Linked DNA regions of Homo sapiens: region 2 is linked to region 1. The links are chromatin loops, found by intact Hi-C in ENCODE. Cell type or tissue: IMR-90. All regions are shown on one strand. Links, peaks and the distances in the headings refer to the core of each region. The heading gives the core; the rest is flanking DNA. Region 1 overlaps LNCOG (lncRNA osteogenesis associated). Region 2 has its middle 19 kb from the start of BBS10.

Evidence for each region. Hi-C counts contacts between places; a loop is a spot of excess contacts. Peaks named below come from ENCODE experiments on the same cell type or tissue, not always from the same donor. Only the 100,000 strongest peaks of a DNase experiment are listed, where the experiment ranks them.
Region 2: it touches region 1 in a loop (2.0-fold over the local background); 5 of 110 quality-filtered maps call a loop at or near these places.

What each region holds. Positions count from the first base shown.
Region 1 is chr12:76,274,256-76,282,596 of GRCh38, forward strand. The region is part of intron 1 of LNCOG (lncRNA osteogenesis associated); the gene reads left to right. Among named protein-coding and RNA genes, the nearest start is that of LNCOG, 19 kb to the left of the region's middle. In IMR-90, for the core only: no CTCF peak of the experiment used is centred there; DNase peaks (open chromatin) are centred at 706 and 3,416; H3K27ac peaks cover 1,031 bases.
Region 2 is chr12:76,325,664-76,334,004 of GRCh38, forward strand. No RefSeq gene overlaps it. Among named protein-coding and RNA genes, the nearest start is that of BBS10, 19 kb to the right of the region's middle. In IMR-90, for the core only: no CTCF peak of the experiment used is centred there; a DNase peak (open chromatin) is centred at 3,678; H3K27ac peaks cover 175 bases.

The sequences.
Region 1 (8,341 bases), core at 19-8,018:
GTTCTGGGGTCCTGTGGCTGGGCCCCTGTTCCAGGAGGGAAGCAGATTGCTCCTACTGGCCTGTGTGACATACATGGGCCTGTGCATTGGCACTTGTTACCTTGCAATCCTATCTCTGGTCTCTAGCACCCAAGGGTAAGGAGAGTGTTAACAGAATCTTTTACTACCAGTCCCACCACACCTTTTACAGGCTAGGATAACACATGTCAGGAAGTCCTCTGGGGTGACCCCAGGTCTGTTTCTTCTGAGAGCTTCTGAGGCTGTTGCTGCACAGTGTTGCCTCTGATTGATGGATATGGTGATGCTGTGCTCTCCCAGGTTGGTCTTAAGGTCTGACAGATGATAGATATTCCTTGGATGAATGGGATTGTACTTTTCCTGCCAAGCCTAGAGGTTCCTTTCCTCTCTTCCCTACAGAAAGCAGTGTGGGAGGCAGAAGTGTGTCCAAAATTAAAAGAGATGACATTCTAGGAATGCAATGATTATGGCCTCAAGAGTTCAAAAGAAAACATGATTGGAATATGTGTTAATTTACATTTGTGGTATAAAAGTCTGAACAATAAATTTAACGTGAGCAGAAAATCAGATTATTGCTCACATTTTCCTGCACGCCCTGGGTAACAGGCGCATTTGTGGTCATCATCAAGGAAGCACCATAACAACCTCTGAGAGAGTCACTGGAAATCAGCATTCACAGTCAACATGATGGATGATGTCATGTCATGAGTAAGAATGTAACCAGCACAAAATAACTGGTACTAGGAAACTGGAAGAGGAAAAAGATCTACATTGTTTCTATACAAATAGCTTGCAAAGAACCATGCCATTGTGAGTAATAACTACAGTGCTACTTTTTTCTTTCAGTGGGAGATATAAATTAGCCAGGAACAGCATATTTAACAATAAAGAGTATGAGGAGATAGTTCCGAGACCTGAACAGGAGCTGATGGGGCCTGGACATTACGAAGAATTTTTCAATGCACTGATTGGATAGAAAATGGCTATGTGTACCCTCTACCCATTTTCTAAATCTTTATCAGTTAATCACCTTTCATAGGTTCATAAATTTTATAATACATTTCAAATCAAATTGATTATACAGACATGCCTCCCCCACCAGACTCCAAATTTGCCCATAGACTCACACACCCTAGGGGTGTGGGGCATGCTGAGCTAAGACCTTCACCATGTCTTGCTTAATGTTTGGTCCTAACTGGTCTACCTCCTTCTTAATCTCTTCACTTTCTAGTGTATTTCCCAAACTGCCAGAGTGTTCTTTCTAAAATGCAAATCTGATCAAGTTTTCCCTGTTTATAACCCTTCAATGTCTAGGAAACCAAACTGAAATTCCTTAGGTTGGAATGTAATTTTCTTCATGACCTGGCCCCTCCTTGTCTGTTTTGCCTGACCTTACACAATACCCCAGTAGTTACTCTATGTTCTAACCCTAACAGGATTAGAACTACAACAGGAAGTTTTCCACATCCTCAGTGTTCTTAAACATTCTTCCCTCTCTTAGATTCCCTTAACATTACTAGTCTTCCTAAATGATTCCTATGTGTCGGGGAATACTCAGGTTCCCAGCACCACCTCCCTGAATGCCTTCTTCCAGCCCACAAAAGGAAAGCAGAAGTCAGTATTGCCAGAGAGAGGGGAGGGAGGAAGGGAAGGTGGAGTTGAGGTCAGAGGGTGTGGGGTGCAGTTCACAGAATCCCTGAAAGGATTATATTCTGCGTGAGGTAGTAACACATTTGGTGTCTGCAATGAATTGAGCCTCCCCAAATCCACATGGTTACGTAGTCTTTTCCTAACTCCCGATCGAGGCTGGTTCTATGATCCACTTAACCAACAGAACAACACAGAATTGGCGGAGATGTGCCTGTCTGGGGCCTAAGTCATCAGAAGCCATGACAGTTTCTGCTTTTGTGCTTTGGAGATCCCTGGGTGCCGTGTAAGATGTTCAGCTACCCTGCTAGGGAGACCCTGTGAGGAGGCCATATGGAAGAGGAGAGGCCATGAGACTACATAGTGAGAGCAAGAGACTCAGTCATCAGCAGCCCAGCTGAGCACAGCTTCCAGCTCTCTTTGCCAAGGGCCAGATATAGGAATGAAGCATCTTGGATGTTCCAGACCCATCCACAGCTGCATAAGAGTCCTGTGAGACATCCATCTGAGCCCAGTCAACCCATGGAATCATGAAAAATAATAAAGTTTGTATCAAGCTACTAAGCTAACTGATGATAACAGAACCAGGACTCAACAGGTGAGACAGGGTCTTGGCATCAAGCATCTACAAGAAAATATTAGGTGGAGGATATGCAGGAACTACTATTTGCAAACTCCAGTCTGGCATCATAAAGCAGGACTCAGAAACTGGATGGACAGGCAGAGTGCACCACTACCAGGCATCCGGCATGGCATTACACACGCTTCTCTGTTGACCTAGCCAAACTCTCCCACTCCCTGATCCATTCTCACCCTTGACTGAGAGAGATGAGAAGACAGCTGAAAGATGAACACGTTCAGTGTGACATCTACCCATAGCTGGGACAGGCAGTAAGGCAAGGTGACCATCCAGCTGGCAAGAAGGCTGAGGACAGGAAGCCAATATCTGATTAGATGTTACAGCAGAAATGGCCGAAACTGATTACCAGTTAGTCCTTTGCTCTTTTGGTCAAGGGCACAGATTCCATCCCAGTTAATTTGGCTTTAGTCCATGGCCACAGACTGAACCTTTAACCCAGCCAGCTGTCCTAATTGGATGTCCTCCCTTGGATGTCTGGGAAAGATAGGACAAGACACAATGTCTTTTGTCTGGGAAAGGCTGTGTGTGAGTGGGTTTGTCTGTAACAGTGGCATCATCAAAAAATAACTGGGTTCTAAAATGCATCCACTCATCTCCTTCCTCCCCACCTCCCCACAGGCCAGTCTAAATTTGTTCATTTATTTGAATTCCCTATTTCTGTTCATAGGACCAGCAGTCTTTCCCCAGTCCCTTAGGTTTAAAACTTTGACATCACTTTTGAAGTCTCTCTTCTCTCTCCCCTACACCCAAGCTAAACTAATATGGCTCACTTCTGCAACATCTCTTAGCTCTTTCCCTCTTTTCTATTTTCACAGTTCTAGTCAAGGTATGTATGACTCTTAAATGGAGATTTTCAATGCTTCTTAACTAGTATTGCAGCTTCTACCCTTTTTTCTCCTTTCTTCAATCCAACTTTCACATCCCTGCCTAGAATACCTTCTGATAATGTCATTTTCCAACACTCAGTTCATCAGTGTTTTTCTAATACCTGCAGCAGGCTTGCAAACTGGAAGACCGTCAGGTGATTTAAATGTGAGACACGACTGAGCGTAAGACACTAGGGTGCTGCATAGCTCCTCCGGCAGGTGCAGAGTGTGAATCCTGCTGAAGGCATTTCCTGTCTTTATTTTTATAGCTAGTGTTCTGACCAGACAAACCACAAAATTCCACAAAATAAAGGCCAAATTCTTCAGTCTAACATTTAAAGCTTTCCATGATTAGATTCCAACTTACTTTTCCAGACACAGAGCTTTTAATGTCAGTATGTAGCTCAGAGATGGTATGTATAGGGTACATGTGCCACCACACTTCCATCCCTGGTCCATGGAAGATATTCCCACTAATCGTAGGACCACTAATCATGGTCCTCTTTCCTGTTGGGCTCAGATACAGCCTCCAGATCGTCCCCAAGAGAGCATCTATGAGCCAGAGGTGCTTAATGTATCCATTAAAACCTATTTGCCATTGTGTACAAGCTCACATCTGATCACTTTCAGCCCATGCCGAATCCCCTCGGTCCACTGTACTGTGCTTGTCATGCAGACCAGAGGACTTCAGCATTTTGAAATAAACACCTTGGTTAGCTGGTTCTCTCTGACCCACTCTCAGCTACCACACAGGCTGCTCCGCTGTAGGCTCAGTCCCGTTTTAGGTGAGTTGCCCCCTGGTCGCTTCAGGTCATGGCAGGAGACTGATCCTGATCCTGGTAGTTTGCTCCAGAGAGAGAGGCTTGGATGAGGGTCTTATCTTAGCTAAAGCAGATTTCATGACAAGCCTCCCATCCCTGTACCCCTCTTCCAACCCCTGTAGTGGCAAATGCTGAGGGCTGATCTCAGGGAGACCCTACCCCACTGACGCTACTGTTTTAGATGAACCAACTCACAAAACAACTGGTGCACAACATCCAGTCTGTTCATGACCATTGGTGAACGTCATCTGTTTGTGTGTTCAAGCTCCCTAAAAGCCTCATAATCTAGGTTGCTGCTTGGGCTTGGCATGGTAGTGTGTGTGGCTGTGGGAGATGTTCATGCTATACAAAATGCCCAAATGCCCATGCCACACAGAGTGGGTGGCAGGATTTCCCTTTGAGGAGCTCTATGTGCATTCCTTCAATGACTGGGGGTCTACTTCACTTTTTCATATTCCATTGGGGCCTGCACATTCCAGAGAGCCCAGTTTTCCTCTCTGTTTGGCAAGACTTATTCTTTCTCCTAAAGTAACTGACTGTCGTATTTGTTTTAAAAGAGCGAGTAAGACAGATGCTAATAATATCACATAGACTAACTCAAAAACTCAAGGGAGGGGAAGCGGGGGAAAGAACCATTTATTTTATGGTCGATGGAGTCAGTTTGTCTTATGATCTTATCAAGAGTTCTGCAGCCTGGTACCTGCCACGTTGGCTATCACACCTGCTTTGTGTGGATATCATGCCTTAAAGACAGGCTTGAATATGGCAATTTAATATGATGGAGGTCTCCTTTATGTGCCATCCTAAGTGCCACTCTGATTGCCTACATAGGTTAACATGCCTCTTGCAAAGCCTTAGAATGATTGAGTCACTGGAGCAACAATGGCTAGTCATGCAGCAGGTGTGATAGTTAATTTTTGGTGTTATCAAATGCTGCACCACAGCTGGCAGCCCTGATCTCACAGACCTCTATGGTCTTAGCCTACTGAGTATCTTTCATCTTTTCAGAATTTCTGGGGTTGATTTTTTTTTTAACTTAGGAATAAATTCTGCTATGGACTGAATGTTTTCCCCCTCCCCCGCCAAATTCATACATTGAAGCCCTAATCGCCAGTGAGATGGTATCTGGAGGTAGAGCCTTTGGAACATAATTAGATCATGAGCGTGGATCCCTCATGAATGGGATCAGTGCTCAATAAGCAACATGAGAGAAATGACCTCTGTCTCCATCATGTGAGGATACAGCAAGAAGGTGGCCATCTGCAAATCAGGAAGAGAACCCTCATCAGACCCCACATCTGCCAGAACTTTGATCTTGAACTTCCAGCTTCCAAAACTGTGAGAAATAAATTGAGTATAAGCCACCCAGTCCATAGTAATTTGTTATAGCAGGCCAAAACTGACTAGAAGTTTCACACAAGAATTAGTTACATTTGAAGAGAAGGAAAGAGATAAAACCTCTGTTAAGGACTGGTTTTCCAGGAAGAGTGATTATTTCCATCCATACAGAGGTGGAGGGAGGGCATTATATGCATGACAATTCCCCCTCAGAATGAGGTGTTACTGTTGATGTTTATCTTTAACAAAGACAAAGACATTAGTGAGATGGTGTTTACAACTGAGGTGGCTTCATGGAAAAGGCAGAACTTAGTGGGAATGAACCTCTTTTCACTACAAGCTTGTTCGTCATTGAGGATTCACCTCAACTGAAATTGTAGGGTCAATTCCAGCCTCAGGTGGCCAAGGCCTCCCATCTGATTCCTGCCCGGGCTCAGGACACATGCACTTTCCCCTGGGCTAGGGCCAGGTGGAAGGTGCTCATTTGCCTTGATGTCCCTAGAGTGCAGAGGATTGCATTTTATAAAACTAATGAAGGATTTAAACTAATATACTAATAAACTAATGGAGGATATATAACTAATGAAGGATCTGATCCCTGCCCTGGTTCAGGACACATGCACTTTCCCCTGGGCTAGGGCCAGGTGGAAGGTGCTCGTTAGCCTTGATGTCCCCAGAGTGCAAAGGATTGCATTTTATAAAACTAATAAAGGATTTAAAGGTAATTTTTCATTATTTTTCTCTATTTAATTGATATAATCACTTTTTTGTGAGGAAAATACAGTTTAACCAAGGCAGATACTATGTCACCCCTACACCTCTACAACTGTTTGATCACCCATAGGGTAACTCAATTAATGTAACACAGCAGCAGGAAGGAGTCATGCCTGAAACAGCCTCCCAGCCGAGGCTCTGTGGGCTAAAGGAGGGGGACAATGGCTGGTGAGGGGGAGACAGATTTGTGCTATTTAACAAAATGTTTGCAAAACAATGATCTAGTAAATACACTGGAAACTTACAAAATTATGTTCCTCTCCTGATCATTGTAGGGATTTTAGGGGTTTTTTTTAATAGTTAAAATTTTATTAGGAAACAGGAATATTCAGAAAAGACTGAAAAAAATCACAAGATATTATGAAGAATTAATTAGGAAAAAGCCTAGCGAGAAGGCTGTAACATAACAGACATACAGTGGACCCGGGAACAACTTGGGTTTGAATGTGTGGGACCACTTAGACGCAGATTTTCTGCCACCTCTGCCACTCCTGGAACAAGACCAACTCCTTCCTCCTCCTCCTCCTCCTCCTTAGCCTGCTCAACATGAAGACAAGGATGAAGATCTTTCTGATGATTTCTTCCATTTAATAAATAGTAAATATATTCCCTTTTTCTGATTTTTTAAATAATATTTTCTTTCTCTTGCTTATCTTATTGTAAGAATTCAGTATATACTACTTATAGCATACAAAATGTGTGTTGTTTATGTTATCAGTAAGACTTCCCGTCAACAGTAGGCTATTAGTAGTCAAGTTTTGGGGGAGTCAAGTTATCTGTGGATTTTCAAGGGCTCAGGGGGTCAGTGCCCCGAATCCCCATGTTGTTAAAGGCTCAATTATGATTTATTTCATGGCATCAGGAGTCAATCTCTTGATACTTCTAGTTTTCTCAAAGCCACCTTTTATGTTCATCATTGTTCAATTTATTTCCCAGCAAATATGTAAGTTTTTTATTGCCATATATAAAGTTACAGTGCATCTCCTGTGTTCTGTCTTATCCTTCATCCCCCTAAATGCTGCTTTAAATGGCAGGCCAGGGTGTAGGGTGTTTGATGTTCTCTGAGTTAGCATGAGTTCTGAGCTGTAAGTAAATCATACATGTACTACGTAATTCATGAATTATTTATTTTTGCTTGTGCTTTCTATAGAACACTATGTATCAAAATCAAATTCAAAGTACTTTAATCTTAGGTGATTTCAGATCATTAAAATAACTGGCTATCCAGCCTTGCAGGAAAGGTTTTTTTTTTTTTTTTAATCTATGTCTCCATAAAGGTTCTGACCAGCTAGAAGAAGTAGCAGTCTTCCCCACATTTACTTATGCCACAGAGGTGATGGATCAGCCACAGAGAACACAAGGAGCTTAAAGAAATCGAGTCCTGGTCAGGCGTAGTGGCTCACGTCTATAATCCCAGCACTTTGGGAGGCCGAGGCAGGCGGATCACCTGAGGTCAGGAGTTCAAGACCAGCCTGGACATCATGGTGAAACCTCGTCTCTACTAAAAATACAAAAATTAGCTGGGTGTGGTGGCACACACGTGTAATCCCAGCTACTTGGGAGGCTGAGGCAGGAGAATCGCTTGAACCCAGGAGTCAGAGGTTGCAGTGAGCCGAGATCACATCACTGCACTCCAGCCTGTGTGACAGAGCGAGATTCCTTCTAAAAAATAAAAATAAGGGAAAATGTTCTCCTGCTCTCTGGGTTCCATTAACACCTGACTTTTTTAAACTTTAATTTCAAAAAATTGACATAAAATGTTATGTACTTATATACAGCTTTAAATCAGTTTCTCTCTTCTCTGATACCCTAGGAAACAATAACTCCTGCTGTGGTAGCATTTTCTAATAGACCTTGCTGCGTGTCAAGAAGTGAAAGTTGACCCAGAATTAAAGACTCCTGTTTTCTTTACCACCTTCTCTTTCTCTCTTGCTTTCTAAGTTGTTTCTAAAGGTAAAGATCCTAGAGAGGCCTGATAAACAGAGAACTCCAGTAAGACCCACCTATGCTTTATAGGAACAGGTTCTCATATCCTCTCTGATGTTTGTCCCTTGGTGGGTTTGTGTTGCAATGTACCTGCTGTTCTGTAGGTGGGAGTCTGTGGGTAGGGGGTACCCTAAGGTCTGGAGGATCAGGAAAATGTGGAGGTGAGATAGGAGTTACCCCAGGCAGCCTGGATTAACGCTGCAGACACAGAGACCTCAAACTTTTCATTCATTCATTTATTCGTTCTGTTT
Region 2 (8,341 bases), core at 238-8,237, 52 kb after region 1:
CCCTAAAACTTGAAGTATAATACTAATAAATAAATAAATAAATAAATAAATAAATAAATAAATTTTTTTTTTTTGAGACAGAGTCTCGCTCTGTTGCCCAGGCTGGAGTGCAGTGGTGTGATCTCGGCTCACTGCAACCTCCGCCTCCCGGGTTCAAGCGATTGTCCTGCCTCAGCCTCCCGAGTAGCTGGGACTACAGGCACATGCCACCAAACCTGGCTAATGTTTTGTATTTTTAGTAGAGACGGGGTTTCACTGTGTTAGCCAGGATGGTCTCGATCTCCTGACCTCGTGATCTGTCCACCTCGGCCTCCCAAAGTGCTGGGATTACAAGTGTGAGCTCAGCCTTTTGTTGCTGTTTTTAATATCAGGTATAGTTTTTGATGTCCAGTCTCCAATTTGATCACTCCTGAGAATACTTAAGTTCCATTCAACAAGTGTCAGGACCTTCAAGGTTCTTGCCCTCTCCATCTAATTGACCACCGTCAAGTCATTTAACATCGTCCACAGCCTACTCTGATCTCTTACGCCAGTGTCCAGGCCTCACCTCACAGATGCTGTCTTCAGTGTCTGCCTTGTTTCCCACCTGGTCCCTGCTGTCCGTCCAGCCTTGCCTTGTTCCTCTCCCCACCCCACTCCAACTCTGCATACTTCTGCTTGTCCAAGTCTCCTTCCACACAGACTCCTAAGAGCCTGCCTGCAAGAAGTCGCTGTGCCAAGCAGTTATTTCCAGATAGACCCAGACGCTGGGCCGTGTGTGTTCCACATCTGGCCTGTCCTTCACCTAAGCCACAAGCATTTTTTTGAGAATTTCTCATGCCCCAATTCCTGTAGAAAATCCACATTTACTCCACACTCACTCACCTCACATATTGGACAAATGCATTGAGGGGCCACCATGTCTCCAGAGGTAGGCTGCTGAATTGTGAGTGATACAGTAGAAAAATGATGGATTTTTTTTCTTCATTCAGATCTGGATCTGAATCCTGACTGTGTCACTTATTACCAGAATGATTTCAAAAATTCCTTGCCTTCTGTGAACCGGAGTTTCATCTTGTATAAAATGGAAATAAAATACTTCCTTTATAGGAATTGTGGGATTATTTTTATTTTTATTTTATTTATTTATTAAAAAACAGAGATGGGTCTCATTATGTTGCCCAGGCTGGTCTCAAACTCCTGGACTCAAGCCATCCTCCCATCTCGGCCTCCCAAAGTGTGAGAATTAACAGGCATGAGCCACCTCGCCTGGTCGTGATTATTTTTTAAAAAATTTATAAGAGGGTCAGGCGCAGTGGCTCACACCTGTAATCCTAGCACTTTGGGAGGCCAAGGTGGGCGCATCATGAGGTCAGGAGTTCGAGACCAGCCTGACCAACATGGTGAAACCCCGTCTCTACTAAAAATACAAAAATTAGCTAGGCATGGTGGTGCGTGGCTGTGTCCCAGCTACTTAGGAGGCTGGGGCAGGAGAATCGCTTAAACCCAGGAGGCGGAGGTGCAGAGAGCCGAGATCACGTCACTCCACTCCAGCCTGGGCAACAGAGCTAGACTCCGTCTCAAAAAAAAAAAAAAAAAATTATATAAGAACACCAAGCTCCAAGCTCCATAAAGAATAGTTCCTTCTTTTCTCCTTCCTGAAGTGAGACTCATCTATTTTCATAGCTTTAACTATTATCTCTATGCAGCTAACTCCTAAATTCAATGGATATTTATTGCATTAAAAATGACTATGCCAGAGAGTTTAGAGAACTTGGTGGCTGCAGTCAACTGAAGGGTGGCCCCCAAAAATATGTCCACACCCGAATCTTTAGAACCTGTGATTATTACCTTATATGGCAAAACATGTGATTAAATTAAGGATTTTTGAGAGGATGATCTTAGCCTGGATTATCCAGGTAGGCTCTAAATCCAGTGATAAGCATCCTCATAAGGGTGAGGTCAAGGGAGATTTGACAGGAGAGGAGGACGAGGCAATGTCACCATAGAGACAGAGCTGGACATGATATGACGACAAACTAAGCTGCTCCTGGAGCTCCCAGAAGCTGGGAGAGGTAAGAAACAGATTTTCCTCAAGAGCCTTCTGAGGGAGAACAGCCCTCCAATGCCTTCAGTGAGATTTCTGGCCTTCAGAACTGTGAGAGAATAAGTTTATGTTGTTTTAAGCCATCCAGTTTGTGATCATTTGCTTTTTCATTTTTTTGGCAGGTGATGGGGTCTCACTATGTTGCCCAGGGTGGTCTTGAACTCCTGGGCTCAAGCAATTCTCCTGCCTCAGCCTCCCACATAGCTGAAATTACAGGCATGTGCCATCATGCCTGGCCTGATTTGTTAAGCAGTCACAGGAAACAAATAAAGTGATAGGGAGGACCCTGAGATAACTGCTAATTTGGGGTTTGAGTGATTACAATAGGAGATGGCGCCCTTTTCCAAGTGTGGAAATAGAAGAGCAGGTTGAAGGAAGAAGCTGGTGAATTCAGTTTTGGACATGCTGAGTGTTGGAACAATCTTCCATGGGTCTCTTGTGATCCTTTACATCTGAATATGCTAAGAATGTAAGGCCTTGACAACTCTTTTGTTTCATTTTTGAGGCAGGGTCTCACTCTGCCACACAGGCTGGAGTGCAGTGGTACGATCTCAGCTCACTGCAACATCCGCCCTCTGTGTTCAAGTGATTCTTGCACCTCAGCCTCCTGAGAAGCTGGGATTACAGTTGCCCGCCCCCATGCCTGGCTAATTTTTGCATTTTTAATAGAGATGGGGTTTCACCATGTTGGCCAGTCTGGGCTCAAACTCCTGACCTCAAATGATCCGCCTGCCTTGGCCTCCCAAAGTGCTGGGATTACAGGCGTGAGCCACTGTGCCCAGCTGGCCTTGACCACTCTTTACCTGGGCCATATCTCAGCCTTCTTTTTGCAGTGAGCAACCTTGAAGGACTCCTTCCAGAACAGGCAGCAAGCTTGCTCATTGCCTGCTATAAAATAGTAGGTTCCTCAAGCTTCCTGTCCTTTCTTGTAACACAATCAACTGCATGTGCAGGCCTCCATCGGGCCCCCCAATTCATCTTCATGGGATTTGGGGTGCAAGGGTAATTGATGCCAGCATGCTAATGCTCATGCTGCTTGCTGTGCTGTGAGTAAAAAGGACCTTTGTCTCTGACTCAGTTTCTTCTGTCTGCATCCATAAAATAGTAACAGGCTAACTTATTTGCTTGAAAGTAGTATAAAATCAAAAGTCAACTGGACCCTGAGTTGAGGGGCCTTGGGGTCTTCCTGTTTCCTGGAAACACCAACTAGGGAGTTGAATAAATAGGTCTGCAGCTCACCAGAGACATTTGGGCTAGAGATAACAGATTTGGAAATTATCAGCTGAGCAGTCATAGTCAAAGCCAAGAATTTAAATCCTGCTACCCAGGAAAATTTTATTAAGTGAAAAGAGGAGAAGAAGAGAAGAAGAGAAGAGGAGAGAAGAGAAGAGAAAGCTAAAGAAACCTGAGGAACACTAACATTTGCGGGTCAAAAAGAAGAACTCAAAAATTAGACAAAAATGATTCAAATATTTTCCTACTGACTCAGCTTTTGTATCTCAGGAATCCTCCACTTACTGACTTTGACTCCTTCCCCTGCATCTAATCAGTGTCAATTCCAGCTAATCTTTGAGTCACACTTTGTCCCACGCCCATCCCTTCTTCCCATTCCTATCTGACATTCTAGTTTATACTCCACATCTATTGCATCAGTTCTTTGCCATAACCTCTTAATAGGTCTCTTTGCTTCCTGCTAATACCCACTAAAATCCATCCCACACAGTGCTGCCAGGTTAATTTTCTTAAAATATTCCTTGGGTTGACTCACTCTTCCTTGTTAGAAATGGTCAATATTTCCCTGGTATGTCATGATTCCTATTCTGTTTTTCTCTACCCATTGATCCTGATTCTTAATGAAAAACAGGAACTGGCATCATAGGGAATAAAATTTAACTGTGAGAGACAAGAAAAAGGACAGGGGAAGGATAAAAAAGAAAAGGAGAACTTAGGTTGTGAGGAGAGGTTGACTTTGCTGGGGGTATTGGAAATAAGTCTTGTTCGGGGATATGCAAACTATGGCCTGCGGGCCAAATGCAGCCTGCCACCTATTATTGCTAATAAAGTTTTATTGAAACACAGCCATATCCATCATTAACATATTGTCTATGGCTGCTTTTGTGGCTACAGCTGCAGAGTGAAATAATTACAACAGATCCTATCCGGCCCGCAAAGACTAAAATATTTACTATCTGGTTCTTTACAGAAAAAATTCGCCAACCCTTGGTCTAGTTATAGCTGCAATATGTGAGAGATATTAGACCTCAAGAAATGTAGAAAAGGATATTATAGGAAATTATGCTTGGGATTACCAATTGGATAGATCCCTGTGGACAGCCTTTGAAAGATTCCAGCAAAGATTTGAATTACTTTTAATTGCTGGACTGTTTCTTTGAATATATTTTCTCAGACTCTGCGCCATGAGGCAATCCCAATTAAATGTCCTTTGTGTATTGATCCCTTAGCATCTTTATTTACATTATTTCTCTCTCTTGAAATTTCCCCTCTAGCTTACTTTCATGTCTGGCTTATTCCTTTACATCCTTTCCTTCAAATTCCGACTCAAGTTTACTTTCCTTTGATAAGCTTTCTCTGTCCTTTATTGCCCACAGTAAGCTCTCACCTCACATGATAAAAGCTGCATTTAATCAGCACTCCCCCATTCAACCTTTACATACCGCTATGTATTTTTGGTTAATCTTTTCATGGTGTGAGGCTTTCTCCCTATGAAATCACAAGCTTATTGAAGTCAAGAACTGTGTCTTACGTATCTTTTCATCCCCCACAGCTTCTGGCAAAGGGAATTGCATAAAATTGTGCTTGATAAATTTGCTTATAATTAGTGAAAGCAGGAGAAATACAAGAAAACAGATTTTCCAACTTCCAAGCCCTATAGAAGTGCTATGCCCCAACACTGTGACATATTAATGTCTGGCTCAGTTTTTAAGCAACTGAATTTGTTAGGTAAAAGTCCCAAATCTTTTAATGAGAACATGAAGGTGATTGGGCTATGATGTCTGTCACCTTGTTGGCTGCTAGGCTTGATTTTGTGCTCCCTTGCTCCTGAACCTCTCCTGAAGCTGCCTGCCCAAAGAGAGGGGTAGGGGGTCTTCCATACAAGTGGCTAACAGGTATATCTAAAAGTGCTGCACATCACTAATCATCAAGGAAATGCAAATTAAAACTATAAGGATATATCACTTCTCACCTGTTAGAATGGCTACTATCAAAAAGACAAACGTTAACAAGCATTGACAAGAATATGGAAAAAAAGACAACTTTTGTACACAATTGGTGGGAATGTAGATTAGTACAGCCATTATGAAAAACAGTGTGGAGATGTTTCAAAAAATTAAAAATAGAACTACCATGTTTCAGTAATCCCACTACTGGGTACATATGCAAAGGAAATGAAATCAACATGTTGAGGGGATAGCAGCACTTCCATGTTTACTGCAGCACTATTCACAATCGCCGGGATTCGGAATCCACCTAAGTGTACATCAATACATGAATGAATGAAGAGAAATGTGGTATACATACACAACGGAGTACTATTCAGCCATAAAAAAGAAGAAATCCTGACATTTGTGACAACATGGATGAACCTGAAAGACATGATGTTAAATGAAATAAGCCAGCCAGAGGAAGACAAATACTGCATGGTCTCATTTAGACACAGAGTCTACTTCTATGTAATCTCATAGAAGTAGCCAGTAGAATGATGGTTACCAGGGAATAAGGTGGTTGGGAATAAGTTGAAAGCATCTACTGTACAACTGGACGACTATAGTTCATTACATATTGTATTCTTGAAAAATGCCGAGAGTGGATGTCAAGTGTTATCCCAAAAATAGCTCTGCAAGGTAATGCATACGTTAATTAGCTAAATTCAATCATTTCACAATGTATATATACTTCACATCATGTAGTACACAGTAAATACATACAATTTTATCTGTTAATTTAAAAAATTTAAAAAATAACCAAAGAGGGGCATCTGCTCAGATAGGACAGTTCTGTTGTCAAGTGTATAGTAGCCTTTTGTTAGAGCAATCGGTGATCATGAGAAGTGTAGGCTAATGTCCTAATTTTCTGTTTTACGACACGGTCTTCTGCTATTGTGCCATATATTTCTTTTTTATTTTAAAAAAACCTTTTTATTGAAGTATAGCATATATATAAATGCAAATAAGTGTATAGCTTGATGAATAACAAACTGAACACGTTTATGTAACCAGATCCCAGATAAATAGAACATTATCCATACCAAGAAATCCACAACATGCTCTCTTTCAGTCACTAGATCCCCTTGCTGCCCTGCAAGGGGACTGTTGCACTGGCCTGCAATAGCATTGACTAGCTTTTCCAGGTTTGATGCTTTACATAGGTGAAATCATACAGTATATACTTTTGTACCTGCCTTCTTTTATTTATGAGGTCAATTCACAGTATTGTGTGTAGTTGTGGGCTGTCATTCCCATTGCTTTGTAATGAATAAATCAATGGTAGCATATTTATATAGTGGAATACTATACATTTCATTTTCATTAACAACATCTTACATTGAAAACCTTGAGAGCTCAGCTGTTGAAGTCCAATGCTGCAATGATCAATGTTCTTCTCAAATCTTTAATTTCACAAAAGCTTAATGGCATCAGTGTCGTGCCTAAGGATAATATCTCAAGTACTATATCAGCTTCTGAGTTAGGAAAACCTGTTTTGCTTTATATCTGTTAAAGGTTTTGTAACAAAATAATAGTCTTTTAAATTCCATTGTTAAGCATCACTGTTATCTTAGAATCGTATTTATACAACAAACTTTTCAGAATAAAAACAGAGCAATCAAAAAAGAGCATTTATATTACATAGTCACTTGATTCATTACCTCTAAAATGTTCCTTCCCTTTGTGTTTTGCAAAGTTATGAAAATTTGTTACTTTAATACCAAAAACTCTACTAAATTTAATTTACTTTGAAATGTGTTTATCTCTCCCACCAAAACACACACACACACACACACAGCTCACTATCATTGACTGGGAGGTTTTACTTACAGATAACCACTGGACAGCTTAAGCCTCGTGATGACAGTCTTCTTTTGATGTGACAGGAATTACACCTGTTTGGATGAAATCCAAAACCCATATCATAGAAAAATTCACTATGTTATGGTACCCCTCTGTTAAAGTGCCTGCATAAAAGTGTCTTTTTTTTTTAAAAAAAAAAAGGTCCAGTTTATTGAGGCATAATTTACTTATAGTAAAATTCATCCTGTTCAGTCCACAGTTCTATAAGTTCTGATGAGCACATACAGTTTTGTAGCCATCACCACAGTCAAGATACACAACAGCCCATCATCCCCAAAAGTCCATTCATTCCCCTTCATAGTTAATCCTTACCCCAGACTCTATTCCCTGGCAACCACTGATTTCACATAAGCATATAAAATGTTTTCTTCTCTTCCTTTATTAGAGACAGATGAGTAGGGTGAGGTCTGACTCCTTGTTCCCTCTTGATAGGGTTTGACTGTGTCCTCACCCAAATCTCAACTTGAATTGTATCTCCCAGAATTCCCACTTGTTGTGGGAGGGACCCAGGGAGAGGTAATTGAATCATGGGGGCCAGTTTTTCCTGTGTTATTCTCCTGGTAGTGAATAAGCCTCATGAGATTTGATGGGTTTATCAGGGGATTTCTGCCTTTGCTTCTTCTTCATTTTTCTCTTGCTGCCACCATGTTAGAAGCTCCTTTTTCCTCCCGCCATGCTTCTGAGGCCTCCCCAGGCATATGGAACTGTAAGTCCAATTAAACCTCTTTTTCTTCCTAGTCTTGGTATATCTTTATCAGCAGCGTGAAAATGGACTAATACACCTCTCCTGCATCCAAGTGCAGCCTCCCCTGCCCCAGCCATGCTGGCCTCCTCAGTGCCTTGTCCTCTCCACACCTCCGCCCACAAGTCTCATGTCTGTTGAATACTTCACCTAGAACTCTCTTCTCTTCCTTCTGCACCTCATCAACTCTTACTCAACCCTGAGATCTCAGTGTCAACATAATTTCCTCAGAGAAACTTTCCTGATTAGATCAAATCCCTCTACTGTGCACCATGCATATATTGAGGCAGCAATTTTACATTTGTTTATGTAACATTTGATTCATGTCAATCTTCCCCATTTTTAAACTGTGAGCTTCATGAGGGCAGGAATTCTATGAGTTTTGCTCATTGTTTAATCCTGAGTGTGCAGCCCAGGAGGGTACTC